2 separate regions of the Homo sapiens genome follow, and region 2 is linked to region 1. The links are chromatin loops, found by intact Hi-C in ENCODE. Cell type or tissue: heart right ventricle. All regions are shown on one strand. Each heading gives the region's core, and the rest is flanking DNA. Links, peaks and the distances in the headings are about the cores only. Region 1 overlaps MTHFD1L (methylenetetrahydrofolate dehydrogenase (NADP+ dependent) 1 like). Region 2 holds the start of LOC124901434 (a long non-coding RNA gene).

What was found. A loop is a pair of places that touch in the nucleus more often than their neighbours do. Peaks named below come from ENCODE experiments on the same cell type or tissue, not always from the same donor. Only the 100,000 strongest peaks of a DNase experiment are listed, where the experiment ranks them.
Region 2: a loop joins it to region 1, with 4 times the contacts of the local background. A loop is called at or near these places in 8 of 110 quality-filtered maps.

What each region holds. Positions count from the first base shown.
Region 1 is chr6:151,007,076-151,022,268 of GRCh38, reverse strand. MTHFD1L (methylenetetrahydrofolate dehydrogenase (NADP+ dependent) 1 like) reads right to left here. Exons shown (of 28, transcript NM_015440.5): 21 at 12,311-12,450; 22 at 8,449-8,490; 23 at 7,289-7,389; 24 at 6,576-6,753. Among named protein-coding and RNA genes, the nearest start is that of MIR12131, 88 kb to the left of the region's middle. RefSeq lists enhancers at 11,838-12,574, 12,575-13,313. In heart right ventricle, for the core only: CTCF peaks have their summits at 7,518 and 7,749 (motif pointing left); a DNase peak (open chromatin) is centred at 7,718; H3K4me3 peaks cover 616 bases.
Region 2 is chr6:151,467,647-151,482,839 of GRCh38, reverse strand. LOC124901434 (a long non-coding RNA gene) reads right to left here and starts at 8,813. Exons shown (of 2, transcript XR_007059815.1): 1 at 8,321-8,813; 2 at 3,718-5,517. It overlaps DCPH1 (damage control phosphatase 1), which reads right to left. Exons shown (of 5, transcript NM_024573.3): 5 at 12,739-14,497. The coding sequence ends at 13,730. In heart right ventricle, for the core only: a CTCF peak has its summit at 6,719 (motif pointing right); no DNase peak of the experiment used is centred there; H3K4me3 peaks cover 511 bases.

The DNA of each region.
Region 1 (15,193 bases), core at 2,879-10,878:
TTCCAGCTGGCATTTTCAAGATGTAGAAAATAATTTCTTAAGAACCAACCAGAAAAACAACAACAATAACAACAAACATCCTGCCTTAAAAAAGACCAGCAGAGGAGGAAACACCCCTGGCCATCTGGGCAGTGAGAGCGTGAAGTTCAGAAGTCAGCAGAGCTGGCTGCGGCTCCAGGCTGTCTTCGTGGTTTGTTTTGCTCTTCCTTCATCCAGCCCCCACTGGGATCAAGAGAATGGCTTCACGCAAGGAACAGGAAAGACCTTTTAATAAAAACAAACACTATCCTGTCTTGCTGTCAAGGCTACACCTTAAAATGTTTGCAAGGCTAGAGGAAGGATACAGAGATGATTTTCAACCTTAACTCCTCATTTAACAAACAATATTCCGACTGAATGTCAAGCTGACTTCTCCGGGTCATACCTCCTTCTTTGCAAAAATGACTGATGTTTTATGATATCACTAAGGGCTCCCAATTCTCACGGAGAAGGAAAAACGTCAGTGTCTTGGTTTAGTTCAGTAGTGCTTTAGGAGACTTGACTTCTAATTCCTGGTTTTAACCCAGAGCAAAATAAACCAATCTTGGAGTTTGACAAAGTTACCTTGAGTTACAGGAGAATTCTTGAAGGTGAATTCAGGAGGCCCACTCTCTTTCCAAGTGAACATGACAGGAGGAAGAACCAGCATTGATTGACTACTTTCCTCCATTTTTTTCTTTTTGAGACAGAGTCTAACTCTGTTGCCCAGGCTGGAGTGCAGTGGTGTGATCTCAGCTCACTGCAACCTCTACCTCCCAGGTTCAAGCGATTCTCCTGCCTCAGCCTCCCGAGTAGCTGGGACTACAGGTGCGTGACACCACACCTGTCTAGTTTTTGTATTTTTAGTAGAGATGGGGTTTCACCATGTTTCCCAGGCTGGTCTCGAACTCCTGGCCTCAGGTGATCCACCTGCCTCAGCCTCCCAAGGTGCTGGGATTACAGGCGAGAGCCACCACTCCTGGCCTTCATTGCCTGCTTTCTATGTTCCAGCATTTTACTCTGGGGCATTTCATTTGGGTCTCACAGCAACTTGGTGAAGTTGGTGTCACTGTCAGACACCATTGTACAAATGAGGATGCTGAGGCTCGAGAGATTAGTCAGCTTCCCCAAATTGTGTCCACAGTAGGAGGCCTACTCAAGGTTTAAACTTAATTTGCATGATCCCAAAGCTTTAGCCTGTTAGCTCTATGTAATATGTTCCTTCTCCTATCAAGCGTCCATTTCTTATGGACAAGTCCATCACCTTCCCATCTATAATGCAGAGTTGAGCCCACATAGCAGATGGGATGTGCGGAGGCATGCCTGGAAGAACGTATGGAGGAGGGATTTCTTAGCTAATAAAGTGCGCATGTAGATTAGCGTTTCTTTCAGCCATCATATTTCCCTGCATCCCTGCAGACATGGAGATATTCTCTTAGTGAACGATAAAGATATAATTGTCAAAAGTCACATTAGAAAGGAAAATTCAAAGAGAAGATGATCTTGAGGGGGACTTTTAACAGCTTCTTAAAAGGGACTGCAATCACCCTCAAGGGTAGAGAGGAAATGATCCTCTGTATTTCAAGTTTAAACACATTCATTTTCACACAATAAAACTTCTTCTGAGCAATTAGTCTACTACACCTTATTCCATATTTTTCAATCTTTATTCTAAATTATTCATTGCTGCCTCCATCCGGTACCATAATTAAAAGTTGCCTACTCTTGAGTTAGAAGTTACTCTGGCAAAAAGAGATGCCAAATTGTTCTCTAGACAGCAGTTGCTGCTGAAGTCAGTTTTCTATAAAGTTCAGCAGAGACTCCCAAGTCAGAAGTGCAGCCTGTTTCTCACTTAACCTGTGAGCTCGCCATTAGGAAGTCCAGCACACTGCTGTCTGGCCGCACAGTGCCTCTGAGAGCCAGGTGCCCCACTCTCTCCAGCTGAATCACTCTCCAGTGGGGTTCCGAGACAATTTCTACTTCACATTCAAATGCAGTCATGCCCTGGGCTCTAGCACTATTTCCCATTACCCTAAATCATCTCCGGTGTTTTCCTTCCACAAGACTGGGGTGGAGAAAGAATAGCACACAAGATGCCATTAGTCTTGTACTGAATACATTCTTGGGGATATAAAGTCTGGGGAGACACCAAGGGGCACACAGAAACCCAGTTTGCTTTGAGAAGCAAAGGTGGGAGAGTGTCATATGCAAAGCATTTATAACTTCTTTCTCCTATAGAGCAATGCCATATCTTTCTCACTGCCCAGCACCCAAGGGTTGGTTGTGAGGGTGTGGGGTTGTAGGGGAGGTAAAAAGGGCTTCCAGAAAACCATTACTTAAGTTACTAAAGTTTTACCAGCACCAATCAATGCAAGAAATCCGGGGCAAAGAAGGCTTGAGCTCTATTACTGACTGCACCAATGAATTCAGATTTTTACATGGTGACAAGACAAGACTGTAAATGGTCTTAGATGATCTAAATCTTGCTGGTGTGAGGAACACAGCTAACAGGCAGACAGTACAAAGAGAGCCAGCAGCAGCAGCAGCTCTTTTCATGAACTGTCATGCTGCAGTAGGCTGGGAGGCTGATTATCTAACAAACAATTATGCAGCTCAAATCGAATTTCTGTTACAAGAAAAGCGAGAAGTGTGTTGGCAAAGGAGGCAGGGATCCTGGCCTTGAGGTCGCCTATCAATAGAGGACTTTAGACCACATTATTATTAAACATTTTCCTCCTTTCAGAAGAGAGCTGACATTTTAGCAGCATTATCTGCATGAAGAATGGGAATTCAGAAAAAAAAATTGAAATATCAGTGGAAAGGAAAAGGGTTCATGTTAGGGTTAGTGCATGTCTGAGACAGCATAACTCAGAAGCATTTCTTCTGATTACTGACCTCTTTTTCACCTGGGATGTTTTCCTTGAAAAGAGCCGCACTTTGTGAAATCATTCATGAAAATAACTGCCTTTGCTATGCAGAGTGGGGTGGTTCATGATCAGACGGCAAGATGGCATGATCAGATGGCATGATCAGAGGCACACTCACAGCAGGATCTGGGGGTGACTCTCCCTACAGTGGTTTATGTAGAAAGGCTCTGGCATGTGCCAAGGGTTGTAGGTACCCTGGCAAGCCTTACCCAGGACCAAAGAACAGGAACCCAGGGTCTCCTTGGCCACCTGCCATCTGAGTTGGCTTCAATGCCTCTGACTTGCCCACAGCAGGGCTACATCTATTTTGCGCTGAACACCTCTAGGTCTGAGAACTCAAAGCTTCCAACTGGAACATTTTTCTTTTCACTCATCCAAAATCTTCTCCCTCAATTGATCTCTACCGCCTCTGTAGTCCAGAATATTCTAGTTCCTCATTCACAAAATGGCCTCATAAAAATGAAAAACCTTTTATGAGCTAGCCTCCAATTAATTCCCTGTGTCCTTCCTTCCGTAAACACTGACTGCGTGCCAGCGATGATGTCCCCTGTGTGGCATGGAATCTGTGCCTATGCCCATCACTGTCACCCTTTCTCTTCAGGGGGGTCACTCAGTCACTGTCCCCTTTAACTATGTCTCCCCCCAGACCTCCAATACACACACACTTTTGAGCACAGTACTTAGCTCTGAAGAACAGAGCAGGGTGATGACCTCAACCATCTGGATATTCTTTCTCCCAGCTCTGCCTCTTCCTAGCTATGGGACACTGAGCAGTTGACTTAGTCTCTTCGTGCTTTAGTTTTCTTGTCTGTAAAATGGGAAGATATCACCAGTTTCCACCTAAGAGGGATGTTAGGACCAAAGAGGTGAACATGTGCAAAGCGCCCATATACCCAGCTCACAAACAACTCCTTAAAAGCGAGAGCTGTGGTAATATTAAATATTAATACATCAGCCCCGTTCTCTCACCACTGTGACTCCAGGCTTATCAACAACGCTGCTAAGCTCTTGCTTCACGGATTTCTTCTTCACTTATGCTATTGATTTATGCCACTGAACAGGAAAGAAGAGTGTCTGTGACATCTGAGTGACTCAACAATAGAATATGTGAGGGATGAAGGAACAGGAGAAGCAGCAATCAGCTTGAAGCCTGGGCACTCCACAATCATGCACTACCCCTGAAGACAAATCCATCAGCCAGAATCGGAACCACAAAATTCAGAATGGAGATGTCAGACGGGTGCAAAGACAGACGATCTGAGGAGGAGAGTGAGCCCTGGGAAGCTCAGGTCTTCTGACTGAACCATCGACATGTGCTTAAAAATATCCTAGAGGACCCAGCAATCCCACTTCTGGGAATACATTTCCAAAAGAATTGAAAACATGGCATGAACCCGGGAGGCGGAGCTTGCAGTGAGCCGAGATTGCGCCACTGCACTCCAGCCTGGGCGACAGAGCAAGACTCCGTCTCAAAAAAAAAAAAAAAAAAAAAAGAAAACACGGTCTTGAAGGGATACTTGTACATATGCCATATGCCATAAACACGCATGCTCATACAGCATTACTTACAATAGCTGTGAGGGGGAGCTCAAGTGTCCATCCACAGATGGACAAAGAAACAAAATGTGGGATATCCAAAGAATGGGAGCGTATTCAGCCCGAAAAATAAAGGAAATTCTGGCCGGGCGCGGTGGCTCACACCTGTAATCCCAGCACTTTGGGAAGCCGAGGTGGGTGGATCACAAGGTCAGGAGTTTGAGACCAGCCTGACGAACATGGTGAAACCCTGTCTCTGCTAAAAATACAAAAATTAGCTGGGCGTGGTGGTGCACGCCTGTAATCCCAGCTACTCGGGAGCCTGAGGCAGGAGAATTGCTTGAACCCGAGAGCAGAAGGTTGCGGTGAGCTGAGATGGTGCCTCTGCACTCCAGCCCGGGCAACAAAAGCGAAACTCCATCTCAAAAAAAAAAAAGAAGGGAAATTCTGACACTCTACAACATGCACGCACATTATGCTAAGTGAAATAAGCCAGCCACAGTATGATGCTACTTACATGAGGTCCCTGGAGTTGTTACATTCATGGAAATGAAGGAGAATGGTAGCTGGCAGGGACTGTAGGGAGGGGCATGGGGAGTTGTTCAGTGGGTACAGTTTCAGTTTTGCAAGATGAAAAGCGTTCTGGAGATTGGCTGCATGACAATGTGAATGTACTTAACACTACTGACGTGCACTTAAAAATGGTTAAGATGGGCCAGGTGTGGTGGCTCACGCCTGCAACCCTAGCACTCTGGGAGGCCGAGGCGGGTGGACTGCCGGAGCTCAGGAGTTCGAGACCAGCCCGGGCAACACGGTGAAACCCCGACTCTACTAAAATAAAAAAGAAATTAGCCAGGCACGCTTGCTTGCGCCTGTAGTCCCAGCTACTTGGGAGGCTGAGGCAGAAGAATTGCTTGAACCCGGGAGGTGGAGGTTGCAGTGAGCCGAGATCACGCCATTGCACTCCAGCCTGGGCAACAGAGCAAGGCTCTGTCTCAAAAAAAAAAAAAAAAAAAAAAGGCTAAGATAGTAAATTTTGTTATATATATATTTACCACAATGAAAATAAATAAATATATTATGTATGTATATATACACACACATACACTAGACATAGTTCAATAAAACCACAAGAGAAAAGAACCATAACAGAAATGAACAAGCAGAGGCCAGGTGTGGTGGCTCATGCCTATAATCCCAGCACTTTGGGAGGCCGAGGTGGGTGAACCATGAGATCAGGAGTTTGAGACCAGCCTGCCCAAGATGGTGAAACCCCGTCTCTACTAAAAATACAAAAACTTAGCCAGACGTGTTGGCAGGTGCCTGTAATCCCAGCTAGTCAGGAGGCTGAGGCAGAGAAGTGCTTGAACCTGGGAGGCAGAGGTTGCAGTAAGCCGAGATTGCACCACTGTACTCCAGCCTGAGCAACAGAGACTGTCTCAAAAAAAAAAAAGAGAAATGAACAAGGAAAATACCTCCCATGGTTTCCCAATCCTCACGAAATTGCTCTTGTTCCTGTGCAACTCCTGAAAGCGTCAGCTGTCAAATCCTGTTCGCTAAAGTACCTCCTCACTTAGGACTGCGATTTGGGAGTCTTCAAAAGCACAGGCTTTGGGACAAGGAGCTAGGGTCTGTACTTGGAAATGTGACTTTGTCATATGGCTTAAACTCTTCTACCTTTTTGTTTGTTTGTTTGAGACAGGGTCTCACTCTGTCGCCCAGGCTGGAGTGCAGTGGTGTGATCTCGATCTTGGCTCACTGCAGCCTCCACCTCCTGGGTTCAAGCAATTCTCCCACCTCAGCCTCCCGAGTAGCTGGGACTATAGGTGCACGCCACCATGCCCACCTAATTTTTGTATTTTTAGTAGAGATGGGGTTTCTCTATGTTGGCCAGGCTGGTCTCGAACTCCTGACCTCAAGTGATCTGCCCGCCCTAGCCTCCCAAAGTGTTGGGATTACAGGCGTGAGCCACTGCACCGGGCCTAAACTCTTCTATCTTTAGTTTTCTTATCTGTAGGGTTGTGGTGACAACAGAATGGGACAACCCATGCTAAGGTGTAAGAAATGTGAGCCATTGTTTTTACTAGATCTTACCTGAACATCATACAGGAACTGGAATCGGCTTCTTTTACTCGCAGCCTCTCTCACAGCCCGAGCCAAGTCCACCGATCCTTTTCCACCAACGGACCAGTGATAGCAGGGGACTGCATCAAAGGCACCAGCCCGCTTTGCAAGCTCACACACCAAGTCAATCTCAGCGCGGGTGTCGGTCCTAGTGAAGAAAATGTTTGTGGTTTTGCATCTGTATCCATTTAGCTATGTTTTCAAAGAAAGACTCACCATTTATACAGAACTTCGCTCCCTAACACTGAATACATTTTAAACATCAAAAGTGGTCACATCGTGTTTAAATAAATCAGACTTAAAGCATGGAAAAAAAAAGTCCTCTCTAAAGTGACTCAAATATTTCAAGTCGTTAAGGGTGTTATCAAGAAAATTCCATAACATATCCCTTTGATCATTCACAGTTTGTTTCAGACAAAAATGCTGGGTAGAATTAAAAAAAAAAAAAAAAAAAAAAGCCAAGGAGATAGTAACTCACTATATATAAATTTCACTTCCTTAATAACATTGTGAGAACACATTTGCTAAAATGAAACCAAACCAAATAAACAAACAGAAAGAACTGGGTATTTCTGTATACTTTTAGATGAAGCACAGAAAGACCAAATACCCCAAGACACAAATATCGTTCACAGGGTGGCCTAGTGATAATGCCCACATTTAAAGGAGGAGGCTGGACTTACTTGAAGACATTCAGAGCCACCACAACGGGAACCCCAAAGAGCTGAGTGATCTGAATTTGCTTCTGGAGGTTACAGCAGCCGTCTGCCACCAGCTGGATGTTCTGTAAAAAAGAAAAAAGCAAAACCCAGACCCCTGTGTATTGTCTCCCACCAAACCTGCCAAGCTAAACTGCCAGCACCTCTCTGGCAGGATTTGCTACATCTTTTTTCACTTTTTCCTCCAAGAAAGATGGCTGCAAGAATAAAGAGGTTCGTCTTCAAAATAATTTCTAAAATGATTCTGGATCCAATGGCATATGGGTGGGTCTGAAGCCTGGCAGCTCACCCTGCTGAGGACAGGCTGCAGGGTCTATGCAATGCGCCCATGCTCTGCAGGTTGAGGCCTGACAGGCACAAGGCCCCAGGTGGGTGAGGAGCTCTGACCAGGTATTCCTGGCTCAGATCCCTGGCGCCACCTGTAGGAGCTAAGAGGTACTGCTGCCAGCAAATCAAAGTCTATTTACAGAAAAGAGTAAGCCACTCCTGTAAATCATAAAGCCAACTGTATATAGACCTTCCATGACAAAAGAATACAGAAGTGTAAGCTTCATATTTGTTTCTGACCTGGAGACCTTGAGTTCCTGCTCTGATGGCTACCCTGGGAGTACACAATAGTAGACAAAGCCTATATCCATCTTTTCTTGATATTTAAGAGTTAACTGAATGAATTTTATCCTTTCATCCCATCCATTTCCTCTCGGATTCTTAGAACGGCACTTTTCTTTTCTTTTTTTTGAGACAGAGTCTCACTCTGTCGTCCAGGCTGGAGTACAGTGGTGCGATCGCAGCTCACTGCAACCTCTGCCTCCCAGGTTCAAGCGATTCTCATGCTGGGACTACAGGCGTGAGCCACCATGCCCAGCTAATTTTTGTATTTTTAGTAGAGATGAGGTTTTGCCATGTTGGCCATGGGTTTTGCCTGGCTGGTCTTGAACTCCTGGCCTCATGTGATCCGGTCGCCTTGGCCTCCCAAAGTGCTGAAATTACAGGTGTGAGTCACTGCGCCCGGACAGAACAGCACTTTTCTAAGAGGCCACTGAAGGAGGGCTCATTCACTGAAAGCCAACGAGTCACTGGATTTAAGAGATTCTTCACATAAGCATCTAAACAGCTCCTCTTACCTCCTCTGTATATTCTTTCTTAAGAGGAACACCAGCCGTTACCTGAAATAAGGAGAGAAAACATGAAGAATAATCCTATAAAAATGCTTACACAACCGATCTGAAAGAAAGAACAACATAATCACATTCAATTTTTAGAAATGTACCTCTATGTTTTGTGCTTTTAAAACAGTAGCTGGCAGCACTGGCTAAACCTAAACTCCTGCGGGAAGCTTTTAGAAAACACTGATCCCTGGGCTCCACCCAGACCAATGAAAGCAGAAGTTCTGGGAGGGGAACCTGGGATCAGTAATGTTTAAAATCTCCCTGGATGATTCTAATTTGAGCCAATGGAACAGTATGAAACTTCTCAAACATTGGTTCAAATTAGAACATAAAACTAATAATATGTTTAATACTTGATTTATACAGAGTACATCACCATTCGAAATCATTTTACGGTAATTGCCATAAAGTTCTGTTGTCCAGGCTGGAGGGCAGTGGCACAATCACAGCTCACTGCGGTCTCAAACTCCTGGGCTCAAGTGATCCTCCTGCCTCAGCCTCCCCAGTAGCTAGGAATACAGGTGTGTACCACCACACCCAGATAATTTTTTATTATTTTGTAGAGACGAGGTCTTGCTATCTTCCCCAGGCTGGTCTCGAACTCTTGGGCTCAAGCAGTCCTCCCACCTCGGCCTCTCAAAGTGCTGGCATTACAGGGTGAAACACTGTGCCTGGCCTTGTGGTTAATCTTATGTGTCAACTTTGCTGGGGCCATAGGGTGTCCAGTATTTGTTCAAACATTATTTTGCGTGTTTCTGTGAGGGTGTCTATGATGAAATTGATATGGAAATCAGCAGCCTCTGAGTAGGCAAGTTGTCCTACATAATGTGGGTGGGTCTCAACTGACCAGTCAAAGGCCTTTTTGAGTACAACAAAAAGACTGGCCTCCCCTGAGAGCAGGAGAATTCTCCAGCAGACTGCTGCCTTCAGACTGCATTAGCACCACTGCCTCTCCTGGGTCTTCAGCTTGCCAGCCCACAGTGCAGATTTTGGACTTGCCAGCTTCTGTAATCATGTGACCCAATTCCTTACAATAAATATCTTTCTCTATATATACACACATCCTTATTGGTTCTATGTGTGAAGAATGCTGATTCATACAATGGTTAGTTTAAAGATCTAATTGTGAAAGAATCTGTGGATCCCAAAGCATAGCACAATATTAGTTATTGGATTGCACTGGGAATGGCCGAGCACTCTGGGGGACAGGATGTGAGTTTAAAATGACTGAGGGCAAATTTAAAATGGGCAAATTCAAGGGCCACAAGATTTTCCACTGTACAAATTATGGAAAAAAAACAAGCTGAATAAACATAAGAGGCAGCCATGGTTATTTGTGTAATGATCAAAAGGAAGTCGATCCCAGCGCAGTATTTGTAGCAAAAAAGAAAAAAGAAAACAGAAGTAGAAATGAATAATCATGGTTCAAAAATACAGAGCTATTCAATATGAAGGAAGGACACCGAGATGAGCACTATGGAATAGAGGATTAAGAGGATGAAAGTTCATTTATCTTGCCATTATTGAAAACACTCCCTGCATATAGACCATGCCAGACACTTGGACCATACCAATTAATAAGACACAGTCCCTAAACTCAAGGAATTGAGAATTACATAGGGAGACACAGAACAAGGCATTCATGAAACAATGTGAGGCAGAAGGTACTACTGGAGCCCAGGAGAGGGATGCCTAGCTTCACAGGGCTTCCTGGTCCCTGCTGGTTTTTTTTTTTTTTTTTTTTTTTTTTTTTTTTGTTGTTGTTGTTGTTGTTGAGATGGACTTTTGTTCTTGTCACCCAGGCTGGAGTGCAATGGTGCAATCTCAGATCACTGCAACCTCTGCCTCCCAAGTTCAAGCGATTCTCTTGCCTCAGCCTCCTGAGTAGTGGGAATTACAGGCGCCCGCCACCACTGGTCTTGAACTCCTCAGGTGATCCACCTGCCTCAGCCTCCAAAGTGCTGGGATTACAGGCATGAGCCACCACGCCTGGCTGGTCCCCACCTTTTCTTATCCTCCACCCATATCTGTGCCTACTAACCCTGTTCCATGTTACCATGATCACTGGCTGAGAACCATGACATTAAGCAGCAGTGGAAGAGACACAAAGGATTAATGTGGCACGAAAGTGCAACCACTGAATAACAGAGCACATATGTTAAGATGAATGAAATAGGATTGTAAACCATGTAGAGAATTTTTACAGGACAGAGACCAGAGTCTGGAAAACTATGGGACTGATGTCAAGAGACCAGGACTGTAGATCTGATCAGTCCCTGAAATAGATGTGTGACACCACTCAAGTCACTGCGTCTCCCTGTGCCTCAGAGATTTTCTCTTTATAAAGACTGAATGAGATCAGACAATCTCTAAGCCCTTTCTATAATTTTCAGGGTGGCAGGGCAGGGAGGGAGAATTCCAAATGCATCCTACATGGGCGGAAGTAGTTTTTAAAAATAGAAGTTGTTATACAGATTCAATGTCTAAAATCCAGGAAGGACTGTAGCAACAAGGGGTGTTTTGAGTGAAGTCAGAATTCTTTATGATTTACTACTTTTAATCTGTATTATATCATTCTTGCATTTGAAATGATGATGAAGCTTTAGGCAAAAATGAAGTGCTTAAGTGTCGGGTATTAGGAGTGGATTTGGATTTAGAAAACTTCTGCCCTTCATTAACATCCAGCTCTGCATGGTGGACATAGTAGGAGATTTAGATCTGAAGTTCTCGGCTCTCTGCTGGCCTGCTGACATTGTCCATATTCCCTAAGCCTATCAAAACTCAGCTTCCTTATCTGTAAAATGGTATAAAAATCATGTCCACCTCTCCCAGGAGAAAGAATTGCTTTACAGCGTTTCATGATGGCAAACCTGCTACTTGTTTTGACTATGCAATAATCATTGAATATATGACTTTTGTCACATACACAGTACAGTATACCAATTAAGAAATCAGATTTGGCAGTTCGTCTCATATGTGAATATTATGATAGAGAAATTTTATTTTATTTCAAAATGATTAATCAGTATAAAATGTCTTATTCTCCACTTGGAAATTCCTAAAAATGAAACAAAAAAACAACAAACAAGCAAACAACAACAAAAAAACCCCCAAAAATCTATGCACAGGTTTTCTGTGGAAAGGAATATATTTCCTTTATAATGTCTGTAATTTCTATATATATTAGGATAGGTAAATATAAAAAGTCTTTAAAGAAGTTAAAATCGAATTTGTGTTTTCCAAGCAAAGCTCTTAGAAACAATCCAGTATTATAACAGAGTTGTGAGGAGAAATCATAATAAACAGAAAGAGAAGGAAAATAGTTTTAGATGAAATCTGATGAGTTGCAGCATCAGTGAACCGAAAAACTATCTGTACAAACAATGAAAAATCTCTGTCATCAAAGAACTCACTCTAATCCTCTTGTTCTTCGTTCAGGGACAAGAGCCTCTAACCTCCCATTACCATATGGTTATACAATCTTGGCCTGAGTATCAGATGTGAAGCTTGAGACTAAAAAGTGGTTGCATTATGCTCCTTTCCAAAATATTGTTTAGAAAGAACTGTGGGTGTTACTGTTTACTCGAACTTACTAAACTCAAAGTGCCCTATGGTGGTGTTGGGAAAAAACAAAAAACAACACAAAACAAAAAACGTTTTAGATGTCCACGAGGGAGGTCTACAGGAAAAAAAAAGTTTTAAGAAAAATACTCTAGAAAACTATAGTCATTAAATGGGCAGGAATTTTTCAAATGCTCAATTCTGTTTTAACATAATGAAATTTCTTTGGTATTAGGAAGGCGGTGTGGGCACTTACACTTGGCCCGCCTCCATGCATCTTCAGAGCTCGCACCGTTGCCACTAACACAACCACGTTGGGCACCAAGCCGGAAGCTCGGCACTTGATGTTGAAGAATTTCTCCATTCCGATGTCAGCACCAAAGCCAGCTTCGGTCACTGTGGGGAAGCAAGTGGAATATGTGCTATTATCTTCTAAAAACAAAGGTAGGTTTTGGCAATCACCACTATGATTCGAGCTCAAAGGACAGCTTACATTCCTTTTGTTTACCAACACAAAGGTGAACTGATTTCCCCATTGTCATAGAAATGTTCTTCACTTTCTGCCCTAAAGAGACTGCGCCCTCCTCTGCTTCCCACCGCCAGGCCTGAGGGATTCCTTGTGGTGGCCAGGCCAAGACTTTTCTTCCCATATCATAACTCACAGTGAAGCTTTTTTTTTTGGAGATGGTGTCTTGCCCTGTCGCACAGGCTGGAGTACAGCGGCATGATCTCGGCTCACTGCAACCTCTGCCTCCCGGGCACAAGCGATTCTCCTGACTCAGCCTCCTGAGTAGCTACAGGTGTTTGCCACCACACCTGGCTAATTTTTTATTTTTGTATTTTTAGTAGAGATGGGGTTTCACCATGTTGGCCAGACTGGTCTCAAACTCCTGACCTTGTGATCCACCCGCCTCAGCCTCACAAAGTGCTGGGATTACAGGCGTTGAGCCAAGGTGACCAGCCAGTGAAGCTTTTCTTCATACAGATGGGGATTTTCAACTTTGTAATCAGGTTCCAAATTGTTTCAAAAGGCAATGATAGTATGATTACAATGGAAGATCCTTTCTTACTCTTTTTTTTTTTTTTTTTTTTGAGATGGAGTTTCGCTCTTGTCCCCCAGGCTGGAGTGCAATGGCACAATCTCAGCTCACTGCAACCTCCGCCTCCCGGGTTCAAGCGATTCTCCTGCCTCAGCTTCCCAAGTAGCTGGGATTACAGGAACCCACCACCACACCCGGCTAATTTTTTTTTTTTATTGTTAGTAGAGACGGGTTTTTGCCATGTTGGCCAGGCTGGTCTCAAAGTCCTGATCTCAGGTGATCTGCCCACCTTGGCCTCCCAAAGTGCTGGGATTACAGGCATGAGCCACCACACCCGACCCTTTCTTACCCTTTATATTAAGAATAATTTATTTTAGTGCCACCCAGTAATTTCTGTTAACTGACAAATTTCAAGTTAGTTGAAGGGCATAAGGATACTGATGGTCAATCTGGATACAAGACAGCAGCTTTATTAGAGAAACACCAGAAAACACTCGTTTCTAGTCCCCACCCCCTCAGTTGCTAGAAAGGTCACAGCTGCCTTTCAAGATAGCGAGGCACTGGGTCAGTAGTATCTTCTTCATACACAAAGAGCTCTAGGACCTTGCTGCTCAATGCGTGATTCGTGATCAACAGCATCAGCAGTATCTGAGAGCCTCTAAGACATGTGGAATCTTGGGCTCCCCACAAAGTTTACAGAATCAGAATCACATTGTTACAAGATCCCCAGGTGAGATGATTGTCCATTACAATCTGGGAAGCAAACCACTCTAGGAAGGGAATACTACTGAGTTAATACAAAGTAAATGTTTATGAAATACATACTTATATGCTGACGGTATGACCAGGACACCGATCGGAACTGGCGGGAGAAAAATTAACTAAGATATCAGAAACATTTAACATGATCAGTTTCCTTGCTGTGCTACAAACTTTCAAAATTTACAATTATAAGTGGCAGCTTATAATTTTGTTAAGTTGCTGTAGCAAGATTTACAAAATTGTTCCCCCTGTTACTGAACATTTGGGTTGTTTCCAATATAAACAATACTGCACTGAAAATATTTGTGCCTATGTGCTTTAATCTCTTTCAAATTACGTTCTTGGAATAAATTCCCAAGGGTAAGGTAATAGGGCCAGAGGACATAAAAAATTTTTATGACCATTGATATGCTTTTGACAAATTAAAAAAATTACATCAAAAATGTTCAATTTGGATAAATATAGCTACAAGCCATTTATCCTTTATTATGTGTTATTTGAACAAACAAAGTGGCAGAACAATTTCGAGAAATAAAAGACATTCCTCTTTATATAGTATTTGGGACAAATCTTGTGATTTTACTTGTAGTGGTCAAAATCAGAGAAAATCACTTACAGTAACAATCCTTACCTCAGTGGTACCTCCTGGTAATGCATTTGTTAACTTTAGCCGTTGGTGGCATCATGGACCCCAAAAGAGGGATAATCCGGGTGACTTTTGTCAAAAGTCATCACTGAGTGGGCTCCTGGAGGTGGAAGGCTGGACAATAAGGCCCCAGTACTGGATTATGCGGCGCTGTCCTGCAGGTTAGCACACGGACGGGACCCCGGATCCCTCCCAGCTGTGCACCTTGGCAAGTTCCTTGTTGGAAGGGTTAAGTGAGACGGCACAGGTACATTACTGAGTCACTGGGGTTTTTCTTGGTGCATACTGAGAACTCACAAAAATAGTTCACATCTTTGTAACCAAAAGGATAATTCTCCCACTTGCTAAAAATCATATTGAATTCCTAAGCATTTGTGGGAATTCCTGCTCCATCCAGGCGTTTTTCTCACTGGTAGAAGCTCACTCTTAGGGTCACTACCCTGAAGCCCTGCAGGGAAGTGGGAGAGAGAACATCTGCTATTCAACTAGAGAGAGCTGGAGGGCGGCACACTGGGAGGGACGGAGTTTGCCTGGGAGGGTTGGAGAGAGGGGGTGATGGAGTCAGGCTCTGAGAATCAAGTAGGATTTTTCCAAGCAGAGAAATGTGGAGTTGGGTATGGCAGGCAGAGACCAAGAGGAGGAAGGAGAGGGAGGAAAGAAGAGATTCATAGGTAAAGGCAGAGCCAGGGAA
Region 2 (15,193 bases), core at 2,487-10,486, 460 kb before region 1:
ACAACCACCAAAGCGAGGTTACTCAGGATTATTCTAAGGTAGCAATGAGAAAATGATATTGCTCCCACACGTTGAAGTTCTAGAAAGACCAACGGTAAAATTCCTCCAAAAAGATGATAACTTGACTAACATTCCGTTAAAATCAACCTCAAAAGTAAACATGGTTTCTAAACGAAAGAAAAAAGACAGCTTCTTCCGGATCTTTAAAATGCCCTTATTAGTTTGGAAAATCTTATGGCTTTGGGTGGTGGGAGGGGTTAGTGTGGGATTTTCCTGACCCCATTTTAGACATGTGTCAGATTTCTTTTAAAATTGCGCCAACTTTCTTTCAAAAAGCAACAAATACTTCTTGTTTTTAAAAGCTGAGAGCAACGACTGTTTCTCATATGTACTTACTGCCCTGGATTCCCCGTGTTGATTCTAACTTCCTGCTGAGGTTTCACAAAAGCATTCAAAAACATTTCAGTAAGTTTTCTGATTCAGACCAGGCTGGATTTTTATTACCAGTTGAAGTTTAGCCAATCCTATATATATATATATATGTGTGTGTATATATATATATATATATATATATATATATATATATATATATATATATATATATGTATGTATGTATATATAAAGTGATTCTCATCTGCCCCTCTCAGAAACATCATCATCATAAATTAGTCTAACTTTTGGAAAGATGTTTTATCTTCTGCTGATTTCACAGATTTAACCTCAATTAAAATACCCTATTTATAAACTTGCATTACTGGCCATAAATGTATTTGGTCTGTAAAACTTCCTCTTATAAAAGAGAGAAGGAAGCAAGACACAGGAAGCTGAGCAATCAGCTAATGATTTTTTTTAAAAAATGAACACCTCAGCCTTCCCAGAGACAGATGTCCCTTGAGATAGCTCCTAAAAGTGTTATCACTAGATACAAAACACTGATTTAAGACCATCAACTGCTTCTATTTCATCTGATAAATCAGCCTGCTGAATACAGACCACTGATCAGAGTGTACAGTGAGTTAAAGAGAGAGTAAAAGGTACTCAACTCTGTCTTCAAGGATGTTCAGATTAACGAGGAATGATGAGATTCATAAAAGAGAAAAAACAAAATCCTCTCACCTTGGCCTCCCAAAGTGCTGGGATTACAGGCATGAGCCACCTCGCCCAGCTGACTTCTTAATTTTTTGTAGAGACAGGATCTCACTATGTTGCCCAGGCTTGTCTCAAACTTCTGGCTCCAAGCAATCTTCCCACCTTGGCCTCCCAAAGTGCTGGCATTAGCCACTGTGCCCAGCCTAGCCCTTACTCCTTTTAAAGCCAATGAAACTTTGTTCAATTGGAGTCTTTTTCAGGAGCCCAGTATTTAGAACAGATCAATTTGGAGATCCCTCTGTTGACCTTGTAAACAAAGGGTGAGGCTCTAGAGTCCCACTAACATCCTTCTCCATGACCTCCATTGTCCATGCCACCCAAAGTCCCCAAAGTACCTCCACAGAACGCTTAGTGCTCAGAAAAGCACAGGTTGAAAACCAACAACCGATAGGACAAAGTCTATGTTTTCAGAGTTGCATTTCTGATCTCTGGGAGATCTTATTATTCGTCCTTAAATAGTAATCTCTGGGACCACAGAAAGGGCAGAAGACTTGGAAGTCATTGGGTTCAAGTGCCAACCCAGCCACTTACTAGCTGTGTGGACCTGATTGAAGCTCTATTGCCTCACAGATCAAGTAAGTGTAATAATACCTATGTCATAGTGTTCTTATGGTATACATATGAATTTTTTAATAAAGTATGAAATACTTTGCAAAACGTATGATAGAGTGCTATTTTTATGGGAGGTGACGTAGGTGGTGGCAAAAACAATAGGCTGGGACCCCTTGACCTTGTTCAAATACAGGTTCTGCCATTTGTTACCACTGGCAAGTGTCTTATTCTGAGTCGTGTTATTTCATGTGTAAAATGCAGTAAATAGAGCATTGCATCCAGACACGAAAACCTCCAAAGGAAGAAGGGGGATGTCTCTTCATAAGCTGTTTTGTAAGAGCAAGATGATGTTTCCCAGAAGCATCCAGTGACCTTGCCTCACCTTGGCTAGAACTGCATCCCACCCGTAAAGCAATCATTGGGAAGCGGGGGTGGTATCAACACGGGGAAGGATCCCCAGACAAGATGGTGTCTGCGCCAGCAAAAGACAAAGAAAAAGACTTTTGTATAGTCATTCAACAATGTTCGCTTCAATTTCTACCCTTGGAGTCCTGCTGCTAGGCCAGACCCCTCAATGCTACAAAATACTCCTCCATTCCATGAAGAATTTCTATATATAGTGTCAACAGTCTACAATGTGAAATTTTTTCAATGGATTATTATTTTATTTTTTTTTTGAGACAGAGTCTCACTCTGTCGCCCAGGCTGGAGTGCAATGGCGCAATCTCAGCTCACTGCAACCTCTGCCTCCCAGGTTCAAGTGATTCTCCTGCCTCAGCCTCCCCAGTAGCTGGGATTCCAGGCGCACACCACCACACCTGGCTAATTTTTGTATTTTTAGTAGAGACGGGCTTTCATCATGTTGGCCAGTCTGGTCTCAAACTCCTGACCTCGTGATCCATTCGCCTTAGCCTTCCAAAGTGCTGGGATTACAGGCGTGAGCCACCATGCCCGGCCAATGGATTCTTTTACCTGAAAATAAGTTCTAGCCTTTGGTTCTTCCTTACTAATACATTTAATTATATCTTCACGATTTGTCTTATAGAAACCATTTTAAACTTCCCATAAAAGCAGTAAACTTGCAAAAGTGTGTTGTTGTATAAGAGATACCACCAACTGGCCGGGCGCAGTGGCTCACGCCTGTAATCCCAGCACTTTGGGAGGCCAAGACGGGCAGATCACAAGATCAGGAGTTCAAGACCAGCCTGACCAACATGGTGAAACCCTGTCTTTACTAAAAATACAAAAATTAGCTGGGCGTGGTGGCGCGCGCCTGTAATCCCAGCTACTCAGGAGGCTGAGGCAGGAGAATCTCTTGGACCTGGGAGGCAGACGTTGCAGTGAGTGGAGATTGTGCCACTGCACTCCAGCCTGGGCGACAAAGCGAGACTCCATCTTGGGGAAAAAAAAAAGGAGAGAGAGAGATACCACCAACCTGCCCAATGTGGAGGTGGGAGTCATCACTTTATGGATGGAAGTCAAGATGGGACTTAGCCAATACTTCAATGAGTTCAACAGATTAGCAGAGAGAAAAAGTAGAGTTTTCCATGAAGAAAAAAAATGACATAAGCTAAGTAGGAAGAAGGAAGTAGAATTTTCTACAAAGATAAAGTGCCAACTTTTGTGCAAGGTCAAATAGGATTGCTTGGTGCATGGCAAAAAGCACAAGCAATTAGATCCTAAAATCACACACAGAGCTAAAAGTGAGTTTTCTGCTTATATATAAGAACATTAAGTAGCAAAATGAATGAAAAGCTAGCTAGATTTTGTGACCTATCTTCAAATTACATACTTATTTAGTAACAGAGCTGGGACTGGAAGGACGCTTGCCCAAGTTATTGACTCTTTGAATTCATCTCAATAATGGAAGTGGCTGATGAGTCTTCTCCAAGACCACAATTATTTGGATTTCAGTGGTTCAAATCACATTCCATTTGAGAAATGATGAGAAAAAATAAAAAATAAAAATGGAAAATTAATGCATACTTTTACAGATTCATGTGAAGTTGGACCTCATTTAGTTTTAAACAGTTTATCAGTAATGTTATCAAAGATAAGGCAGGAATTAGATTGATTTATACAAGTAGAATTTTGGATTTCAAGTTGAGAGCAAAACACAAATTTTCTATCATCCATTTGGTTAGAAGAGTGAGCCAGTGCGTCCTGGTCAAATCATTTCCACCTGTTCACAAAAACCATTTCCCTCCAAAATCTTACTCACTGGCTTCCAGCTGCTTGGTGGCCCGAAACGTCCTTTTCAATTGTAAAAATCCTCTTAATAATAGGTTAAGGATGACTCAATCCTTGTACACATGTGAAATCTTCTGTTTCTTTTAAAGATCTTTTGACGGCATGGAGCTGGACAAGAAAGGCTTCGCATTAAGTGAAATTTGAGATGGAAAGAAAAAAGTACACTATAATGCATCTCCTCTTTGATTCAAAAAATTAAATAAATGGGATGGGCGCAGTGGCTCACTCCTGTAATCCCAACACTTTGGGAGGCCGAGGCAGGTGGATCACGAGGTCAGAAGTTCAAGACAAGCCTGACCAACATGGTGAAACCCCGTCTCTACTAAAAATACAAAAATTAGCCAGATGTGGTGGCGCTTGCCTGTAGCCCCAGCTACTCAGGGGGCTGAGGCAGAATAATCGCTTGAACCCAGGAGGCGGAGGTTGCAGTGAGCCGAGATCGCGCCACTGCACTCCAGCCTGGGTGACAAAGCAAGACTCCGTCTCATAAATAAATAAATAAATAAATAAATAAAATCAGTCATGCCTTTCATCAACTTTGTGAAAAGGAAAGAGAATTGGGGGAAAAGGAAAAAAAAAAACAGAGCACATGTTCATAACTGTTTTTGTGCCATGGACTCCTCCAAATAAAGTGTGTAAATGCCTTAAATAAACAACGCAAAGGGAAATTTTACATAGAAATAGTTAACAAAACATTAAAAACAAAAATCTGTGGCCAGGTGTGGTGGCTCACACCTGTAATCCAGCACTTTGGTAGGCCGAGGCAAGTGGATCCACCTGAAGCCAGGAGCTTGAGACCAGCCTGGCCAGCACGGTAAAACCCTGTCTCAACTAAAAATACAAAATTAGCCGGGCATGGTGGCCAGCACCTGTAATCCCAGCTACTCGAGAGGCTCAGGCAGGAGAATTGCTTGAACCAGGAGGCAGAAGTTGCAGTGAGCCGAGATCGCGCCGCTGCACCCCAGCCGGAGCGACAGAACGAGACTTTGTCTCAAAATAAATAAATAAATAAATAAAAACGAGAGGAAAAAGCAGTTTCCCTCCCCATGATAAACAGTTACTTGATATTGACAACTTGGGGCTATGAGTCTAATGCAAACACTATTCTAGGTGGACTAGAGTAACCGGGTGGCTCTTAATAATTAGCAGTATCTGAAGACTTTAGTTGTCCGAAGATGTTCGTTTCAGTTTTTTTTCTAATACCAAAATTTTTGAATAATCTATATAGCAAAATAAACTATGATCTAGTCATATGATGAATGTAGCCATTTAAAAATCACATTCTTGGCCTGGGCACGGTGGCTCATGCCTGTAATCCTAGCACTTTGGGAGGCTAAGGCAGGAGGATCGCTTGAGCCCAGGAGTTAGAGACAAGTCTGGGCAACATAGGAAGACGCCGTATTTGCCAAAAATACAAAAATTAGCCAGGTGTAGTGGCAGGTGTCTGTAGTCCCAGCTACTCGGGAGGCTGAGGTGGGAGGATCTCTTGAGCCTGGGAGGTGGTAGTTGCAGAGAGCCATGATCGTGCTACTGCACTCCAGCCTGGGCAACAGAGCCAGGACCTGTCTCAAAAAAAAAATAAATAAATAAATACATTTTTGAAGAATTTTTAACAAATGGAAAATTGATTATAATATTGAAGGAACAAAGCAGTCTTTAAAGAAGCATACACTTATCAAAAACTCTCGGGCCGGGCGCGGTGGCTCACGCCTGTAACTCCAGCACTTTGGGAGGCTGAGGCGGGTGGATCACCTGAGGTTAGGCGTTCAAGAACAGCCTGACCAACATGGTGAAACCCCATCTCTACTAAAAATACACAATTAGCTGGGCACAGTGGCGCATGCCTGTAATCCCAGCTACTCAGGAGGCTGAGGCAGGAGAATCGTTTGAACCCAGGAGGTGGAGGTTGCAGTGTGCCAAGACTGCGCCACTGCACTCCAGCCTGGGCAACAAGAGTGAAACTCCATCTCAAAAAAAAAAAAAAAAAAAAAAGGAAAAAAGAAAAAAGAAAACCCTCAATTATATAAAATATATATTCCTTTGTTCATTCAACAAGTACTATTGATCTCCTTATATATGTCAGGCTTTCCAACAGATCCACTTTATCCTTCAGAGTTCAATTTAAATAGCATCAGCACAGAGTTTTAAAGAAATATTTCAAGGCCAGGCATGATGGCTCATGCCTGTAATCCCAGCACTTTGGGAGGCCGAGGTGGGTGGATCACTTGAGTTCAGGGGTTCGAGACCAGCCTCACCAACATGGTGAAACCCCGTCTCTACTAAAAATACAAAAAAAAAAAAAAAATTAGCCAAGTGTGGTGGCGCATGCCTGTAATCCCAGCTACTCGGGGGGCTGAGGCAGGAGAATCGCTTGAACCCGGGAGGCAGAGGTTGCAATGAGCCTAAATCACACCATTGCACTCCAGCCTGGGTGACAAAGCTAGACTCCATCTCAAAAAACAAAGCAAAACAAAACAAGAAATATTTCAAACACTGGACTGCATTACCTATCAATCAGTCATTCATTGAGCAACTACTGTGTTCAATTGTGTGTAGGACAAATACACAGAAGATACAGGTGGTGGCTGCCCCAAGAAATGTAAGATTAGTGGGAATCGACAAGTTAGAAGTGTCTTCTGTATGAACTGATGTTCCCTTTTATTTTCTAAAAGGTTTAAAAATGGGGTGAAGTAATAGTAAATAAACTGAAAACGAAAAACGTGCCACACCAAAGAAAAGCAAAATGGGAAAAAAAATCGGGTTTTACAGAATATTCAGGTGGCCACTAGGGGGTGCCAGAATGTTAATACCTTTCAGCAAGTTTCCAGTTTCCCTCGGGTAATTTGAGTTTGGGATTCAATGTAGTTTAAATTGACCGGAATTAACGTTTCTTTTTCCAGCAAAATGGTAAGAATGTGACTCAGGTCACATAGTTCACAGTAGACTGGTGCTATGATTTGAATCTATCCCCTCCAAAATTCATGTGTTGAAACTGGTGGCCAATAGGGTGATATTAATAGGCGGGGCCTTTAAGAGGTGATTAGGTCAGGAGGGATCCTCCTTCACAGATGGGTTTCAGACTCGTCACGCGGCATTCAGCTCCCTTGCCCGTCCGCCTTCTCCACGTGAGGACACTGTGTTCCTCCCCTCCTCCAGAAGATGCAGCAAGAAGGCACCATCTTGGAAGCTGAGACCAGGACCTCACCAGTCCACAAACCTGCTGGCACCTTGATCTTGGACTCCCAGCCTCCAGAACTATGAGAAATAAATTTCTGTCGTTTTTAAACTACCTAGTCTCAGGTATTTTGTTATAGTGGCACCAATGGACTAAGACAATCAAGAATTAGAAATCAAGTATTTATGAGTCTCACGCCATTATTTAGTACCAGGGTCATATTGCTATGCAGAAAAAAAAAAAATCTCCTGGCGGGGCACAGTGGCTCACGCCTGTAATCCCAGCACTTTGGGAGGCCGAGGAGGGTAGATTACCTGAGGTCAGGAGTTCGAGACCAGCCTGGCCAACATGGCGAAACCCTGTCTCTACTAAAATACAAAAATTAGCCGGGCATAGTGGCAGGCACCTGTAATCCCAGCTACTCGGGAGGCTGAGGCAGGAGAATCGCTTGAACCTGGGAGGCAGAGGTTGCAATGAACCGAGATTGTGCCATTGCACTCCAGCCTGGGGGACAAGAGGGAAACTCCGTCTCAAAACAAAACAAAACAAAACAAAAAAACCTCCTATCCATCTAACAGGAACCAATTAGTAAACTAAACAAACAAAAACCCCACAAAAAGTAAAACGACAACAAGAACAAAACCAACCAACCAAACAAAACTTAGAAGTTCGAAAAATACTTAAGAATTAAAAAAAAAAAAAAAAAAAAAGGCTGGATATAGGCACATGCCTGTAATCCCAGCACTTTGGGAGGTTGAGGCAGTAGTCTCGTTTGAGCCCAGTAGTTTGAGACCAGCCTGGGCAACGAAGTGAGACCTCATCTCTACAAAAAAAATTTTAAATTAGCCAGGCATTGTGGTGCACACTTGTAGTCTCAGCTACTTGGAAGGCTGAGGTGGGAAGATCACTTGAGCCTAGGAGGTCGAGGCTGCTGTGAGTGCCTGAGCGAGAGAGCGAGACCTCGTCTCAAAAAAAAAAAAAAAAAAAAGTTTTAATGATATGATTCTGCTTTTTTATCTTAGAAATGTAAAAAAAAAAAGTATGTCTATACATAAAGAAGAACTTAGCAATATATACATCAAATCTTAACAGGGGTATTTGGAGATGGTGTTACCACTGTTGTTGTTTTTCTGAGTTTTCTTTTCCTCTGCTGTATTCATTTGCTGCAATTTCAAGATATCACTTAATACTTACCAGGAGTGTCAGACATGGCATGAGCACTTTATCTAGGTAATGACATGAATGCATAGAAGTGTTCAAAGTCTTCTCCACTCTCAATCTAGCAAAAAAAAAAAGAGGGTAGAGACAAAAAGAGGAAAAAAGACATTTTGTGGCAGATGTTCTGGAATAAGGCTTAGTGGGAGTTTGGGCAGAGGGCTGTGTTAGAAAAATGATTGGGAGAGGAAATTTTAACAGCAACTTTGAACTACATTTTCAATACACTCTGGGGTTTTCTTAAAATGCAAATAAAGGTTTAAACTGTGTTGCTTTTTGTGGCTGGTGCGTTTTCTTTTATAGAAACATGACCTTGAGAATAAGCAACTCGGATTTTGGCTTTATAAAGGTTCAAAAACATTACTGCATTTTATCAAACACAAACACTGCCTCAAATTAGTACGAAAAGTTGGACCATGGCTGGGCGCGGTGGCTCACGGCTGTAATCCCAGCACTTTGGGAGGCCAAGGTGGGCAGATCACCTGAGATCAGGAGTTCTAGACCAGCCTGGCCAACGTGGTGAAACCCTGTTTCTACTAAAAATACAAAAAAAAAATTAGCGGAGCGTGGTGGCGTGCACCTGTAGTCCCAGCTATTTGGGGAGGCTGAAGCAGGAGAATCACTTGAACCCAGAGGCAGAGGTTGCAGTGAGCCGAGATTATGCCACTGCACTCCAGCCTAGGTGACAGAGCAAGACTCCTTCTCAAAAAAAAAAAAAAAAGGAAAAGAAAAGAAAAGCTGGATCATGCCAACAAATCTTGTCCACTTGCTGTTAAATAAAAACACCATTCTCTGCATAATTATTTACCTGCCCTTCATCTACATTTTCATCCTAATATACCTACAATACTGGATCTACGTCTTGATAAAAATGTATTGCATGAAATTTATAAGCTACACTTACTTCATATGTAGGTGTGGTAGCAGTTAAGAAACAATTAAAGATGCTATTTTGGGAAGGCTACTCAGCTCTTCAGTGGAAAACCCATTCACACCCCATTGCAGAACCTCAGCTTTCTCACTGTGCTCGTCTACACCCATACTAAACATGTGTAGGCCACATTTGCTCAGGTGGAAACAAGAGTGTTGGAAGCAGGATGGGGGGAGTGTTGACGGGGGTTGAGAGAAGGTTGGCAGTCCCTCACTTTAGAGACCCTTAAGAGGAGTTTAAGCAGCTCCAACACCAATGTTTTGCAATAAAAGTATTTATCCAAATTTAAAACGTTTGTGCTGCAAACTGATACCATCAAGAAATTGATAAGACAACACACAGAATTGGAGAAAATATTTATAAGTCATATGTCCAATAAGAGACCTGTATCCAGAAAATATATATATATATTATTTATACATATAGTTGTTGTTGTTGAAACGGAGTCTCGCTCTTATCGCCCAGGCTGGAGTGCAGTGGCATGATCTTGGCTCACTGCAGCCTCGGCCTCCCAGGTTCCAGCGATTCTCTTGCCTCAGCCTCCTGAGTAGCTGGGACTATAGGCATGCGCCACCGCGCCCAGCTAATTTTTGTATTTTTTAGTAGAGAAGGGGTTTCTCCATATTGGCCAGCCTGTCCTCGAACTCCTGATCTCATGATCTGCCCACCTCGGCCTCCTAAAGTGCTGGGATTACAGGCATGAGCCACCACGCCTGGCCAGAATATATATATATATATCTTTTTTTTTTTTTTTTTTGAGACAGAGTCTCACTTTGTCACCAGGCTGGCATGCAGTGGCATGACCTCGGCTCACTGCGACCTCCACCACCCTGGTTCAAGCGATTCTCCTGCCTCAGCCTCCCAAGTAGCTGGGATTACAGGCATGAGCCACCATGCCCAGCTAATTTTTTGTATTTTTAGTAGAGACAGGGTTTCAGCACGTTGGCCAGGATGGTCTTGATCTCTTGACCTTGTGATCTGCCCGCCTCGGCCTCCCAAAGTGCTGGGATTACAGGCGTTAGCCACTGCGCCCAGCCCAGAATATATCTTTTAAACCTTATAACTCAATAAGAAGATAATGTTTAAATGGGCAAAGGAATTGAAGACATCTTCCCAAAGAAGATACACAAATGGCCAATAAGCACATGAAAATATGCTCAACATTATTCATTAGGGAAATGCCATTCAAAAGCATGAGATTCCCACTTTGCACCCAACAGTTCAGCTATAGTCAAAAACACGGATACTATTAATAACAGGCCAGGCACAGTGGCTCACGCCTGTAATCCCAGCACTTTGGGAGACTGAGGCGGGTGGATTACTTGAGGTCAGGAGTTCAAGACCAGCCTGGCCAACATGGTGAAACCCAGTCTCTACTAAAAAAAATACAAAAATTAACTGGTGCATGGTTGTGCGTGCCTGTAATCCCCGTTACTTGGGAAACTGAGGCAAGAGGATCACTTGAACCCAGGAGGCAAGGTTGCAGTGAGCCGAGATCATGCCACTGCATTCCAGCCTGGGTGACAGAGCAAGACTCTGTCTCAAAAAAAAAAAAAAAAAAAGAGTAACAAGTGCTGACAAAAATGTGAAGTTGGAGCCGTCGTGCATTGTTGGAAGGAATGTGAAATGATGCAAACACTTCGGGGAAAGTATTTGACAGACACACAAAACATTACAGTTACCATATGATGGAACACTTTCACCCCTACATATATACCCAAAAGAAGTGAAAACATACACAAGTCTTGTACATGAATGTCATAGCAGCATTATTCATAATAGTCAAAAAGTGGAAACAACCCAAATGCCCATCACCTGACAAATGAATAAAACGTGGTATATGTCCATACAATGGAATAGTATTTGGGCCGGGCGCAGTGGCTCACAACTGTAATCCCAGCACTTTGGGAGGCCTAGACCGGTGGATTGCTTGAGCCCAGGAGTTGGGGACCAGGCTGGGCAACATGGCAAAACCTCATCTCTTAAAAAAAAAAAAAAAAGTATTCAGCCATCAAAAAAGATGAAGTACTTGTAGAGTCCTAATTAGAGAAGTGTTGGGACTGACTGACACATACAACTGATGAACCTTCAAAATAAGCTAGTCACAAAAGACCGCCTATTTTGATTCTATTTATATGTAATGTCCAGAACATTTAAATTCATATAGACAGAAAGATTTGTGGTCGCCAAGTGCTAAGGAGAGGGCAAAGGGGAATGACTATCAATGGGTACTAGTTTGTTTTAGCTGTGACAAAAACAACCCTGTGAATATACTGAAATACCGTACCCTTTAAATGGATGAATTGTATTTATATTTCAGTAAAGCTGTTTTAAAAAATCAACTGGGCCAGGTGCGGTGGCTCACACCTGTAATCCCAGCACTTTGGGAGGTCGAGGCGGGCAGATCACGAGGTCAGGAGATAGAGACCATCCTGGCCAACATGGTGAAACCCCGTCTCTACTAAAACTACAAAAATTAGCTGGGGTGGTGGCCCGCACCTGTAATCCCAGCTACTTGGGAGACTGAGGCAGGAGAACCACTTGAACCTGGAAGGCGGAGATTGCAGTGAGCTGAGATTGCGCCACTGGACTCCAGCCTGGCAACAGAGTGAGACTCCGTCTCAAAAAAAAAAAAAAAATCAACTGGTGAGGCTGGGCACGGTGGCCTTGCCTATAATCCTAGCACTTCGGGAGGCTGAAGCCAATAGTTTGAGACCAGTTCTGGGCAACATAGTGAGACCTCATCGCTACAAAATAAAAAAAATTAGCTGGGCATGGTGGCACACACCCATATTTTCAGCTACTGAAGAGGCTGGGGTGAGAGGATCGCCTAAGTCCGGGAGGTCAAGACTACAGTGAGCTGTGATCATGCCCTGCACTCCAGCCAGGAAAACAGGGCGAGACCCTGTCTTAAAAATAAAACAACACTAAACTAACATTAAAACTTAAAAATTAACTGGTGAAAACATAGGTAGGCCCTTCCTCCTGCTAAGCATTAAAAAAAATTCCACCTTGACCTGACTTCCTCTTCCTCAGTGCCACCTTTCTCGCACTAGTTTGCTTCCTTGCTCTTTTTCATGGGGGAGTGGGGGTGCTGAACTACTTCCAGTGCTGGAGCTCACACGGTGGCTATGAAGTCAACCTAAATATACAACTGTGTTCTAAATTATGTCAAATGCCTACAAATAATTCTAATATGGAAGCATTTTACAAACTTACTCTTTAAAATAGGCACACATGTGGATAAAGAAACACAGTAGATTCAAAATGTACAGCTTTATATAAACATTTTGCAAAAATCTTTTTTAATACTTAGCAAGAGCATAGACTAATAACCTTTTATAAATGATATTTAATAACTGCTTTTGGCAACATCTAGAATATATATTATGTCTCTTTTTATATAAATCTCATTTTTAATCTTCCTTTCTTGACTTTTCCCCACTAGAAAATAAAACCAAGGAGATTTTCAGTACAATTCATTTTATTATTTTAGTGCAACAAAACATTTCCAGATTTATTTCCAATTTCAGTTTCAAAACAAACTGACCTGAAATTTTTAGTATTTACTATCTGTGACAATGACCAATAAAATGTGTAAGAATATAAAAAATAAATTCATTCATTGTTGGTAGTACTCCAAATTCAATGCATAAGAACCTTTTCTATCTAAAGCATTTTCCTAAAACTGCAAACTAAAAATCTGATATTTAAAACATTTATGTGGTAAAATAATCTCATTTGATTATGGATATCATAAATAGAATATAAAAGATATTACATTTCTTCAAATACCATTTGTTTCACTGTGTTCAATTTTGAGTTTCCTAACATCCATTCTACAGGTCAATCAAAATACAAAGGCGTGCAAATGAAACAAGCTATTGAAATGAAATAAAATTCAAGAATAAAAGTTAGAATTAACTTATGAGGTAACTTTTATGTAAGCAAACATCACAGTTGTAAGAAATGCCTCTCTTTACAAAGAGTCATTAAGATGCGCATTTTCCTAGAGCTATTATTTCATGTGCCCAAAATCAAGCAAAATAAAATCCCATGCTTCCTGGAATATTAAATACCATGCAGTGTACTATTTAAGAAAAGAACAAGGTTAACTAACTAAAAGCAGAACTCACTTATTTTTTGCTCCCTAGCCAATTAAAAATAAGTTCATTAAAAGCACTTGAAATTATATATTTAACCTGAAAAAAAGTTGCTAAAATTCCAATATAAATGTAAATATCTTTAACTTGCTTAACCCAGCTATCCCCAAAACAGTGTAGTGGGGCAAAATGTTCAAAAGAAAAATCATCCAGTGCACGTAGATGGGCACCAAGAAGCTAAGCTTCCCTGAGCGCGTACAGAGCCGCCAGGCGACTCAATTCACGTGCTCCTTTTCTGGGGATGAAAAGGTGCTCACCAGATCTTTCTATGCAACTGAGAGCTCCTAAATCAAGTCAAAGGGGACCATCGTACTGAAATATTCCATATTTTCCAGTGGTCCACCAGCTGGGCTCAGAGGCCAGGAGCTGTTCCCCTTGCCCAGGCTGCAGACCAACCTGAATTTCAGCTTTTAATGTTCTTATGGTACAGAGTGGTGCAGGATGGAAGCCATTCAGAGCCTGATGAAATGGAACAGAAAACTCCCATTTTCTGTCACCTGTCAACTTCCTGTAATTCAAATCACCCTTGAATAAAATTAAATGTGCCTTCTGTAGTTCAGCATATAAGTCAGGTGCAACCTGAGGCATTGCACAGTACTCATGAGGCAGAGTCCAAAATATATGATTGTGGTAAACCCATTTACCCATTTTAATATACTCTTCCCAGTCAGCCCCACACTTGGACATCCACTTATGATTACTGTGTTTTACCTGTTCAATTAACCAATTAAAATCATGTATAGTAGTATCAGAAACAAACCATGGAATTGTTTTTCCATAAAAATGAACCTCAGTAGCCAGTTCAGAGGACAACAAGAAGTCGGCTAATATTAAATCTGTAACAAGCTCAAATCCAGAATTATCGAGAACAATATACACTCTAGTAGCAGAAGCTTTTTCTCTTGTTTTCTTGCAATTGCTAAGCAATGACCAAAGATGTTCCATATCATTCAATAAAATGAAAGGTTTTAGGTCTTCCAATGAATTTAGTACATTGGTATTCTGAGAACTACTTTCTCCACCTGAGAGAGACAGATCACACTTATTTCCCCACAGTGAAATCTGAAAAAGAAAAAGTACAAAATATTCACCCTTCTTCTGAATAGCCAACAAAACTCCATTATGTAGCGGGATGGGGGGACATTGCTAAAAAACTACTAAATATCTACAAAACTCTTTACATGACCATCAAATCTATACTTTCTCTAACAATGCACAAAAATTATTTCACATGATGCTGTATTAACAAGATAAAACTGAAATTTTTAATTCATCAGTATGTAATGGACTTAAAAAAACTGGTTTCAATTATTTCAGCACTCACATTGTTTATTCAGAATAAAAGTTTTTGCAGCTTGCAGATATTAGAACATCATCGGATGTGTGAAGAGAGGCTCAAAGTTGCCCATATAATCCAGAGTCAAGAGAAGAAATAAAAGTTTATTTTTTCCTCCTTGGCCCTGCAGAACTGTCCAGTTTCTTTCACTAATTGCATAACCTTAGGACGTGACACCTCTCTGGGATTTGGTTCTCTCATTTGTAAAATTTAAAAAACTGAACAAAGTGATATCTAAAGACGCTACTTTTTAAACAAGGTCATGTTAACTAAAGACCCATTGTAATCAATTATCTTATTCAGCTTTAAATTGAATTAATACTCAATTACATTTTGTAGAAAAACAGTATGTAGGCCTATTTTTTTTTAAGCCATAAAATTACACGTTTAGGACTTCCAGCTCGACCTGGGTTCAAACTCAG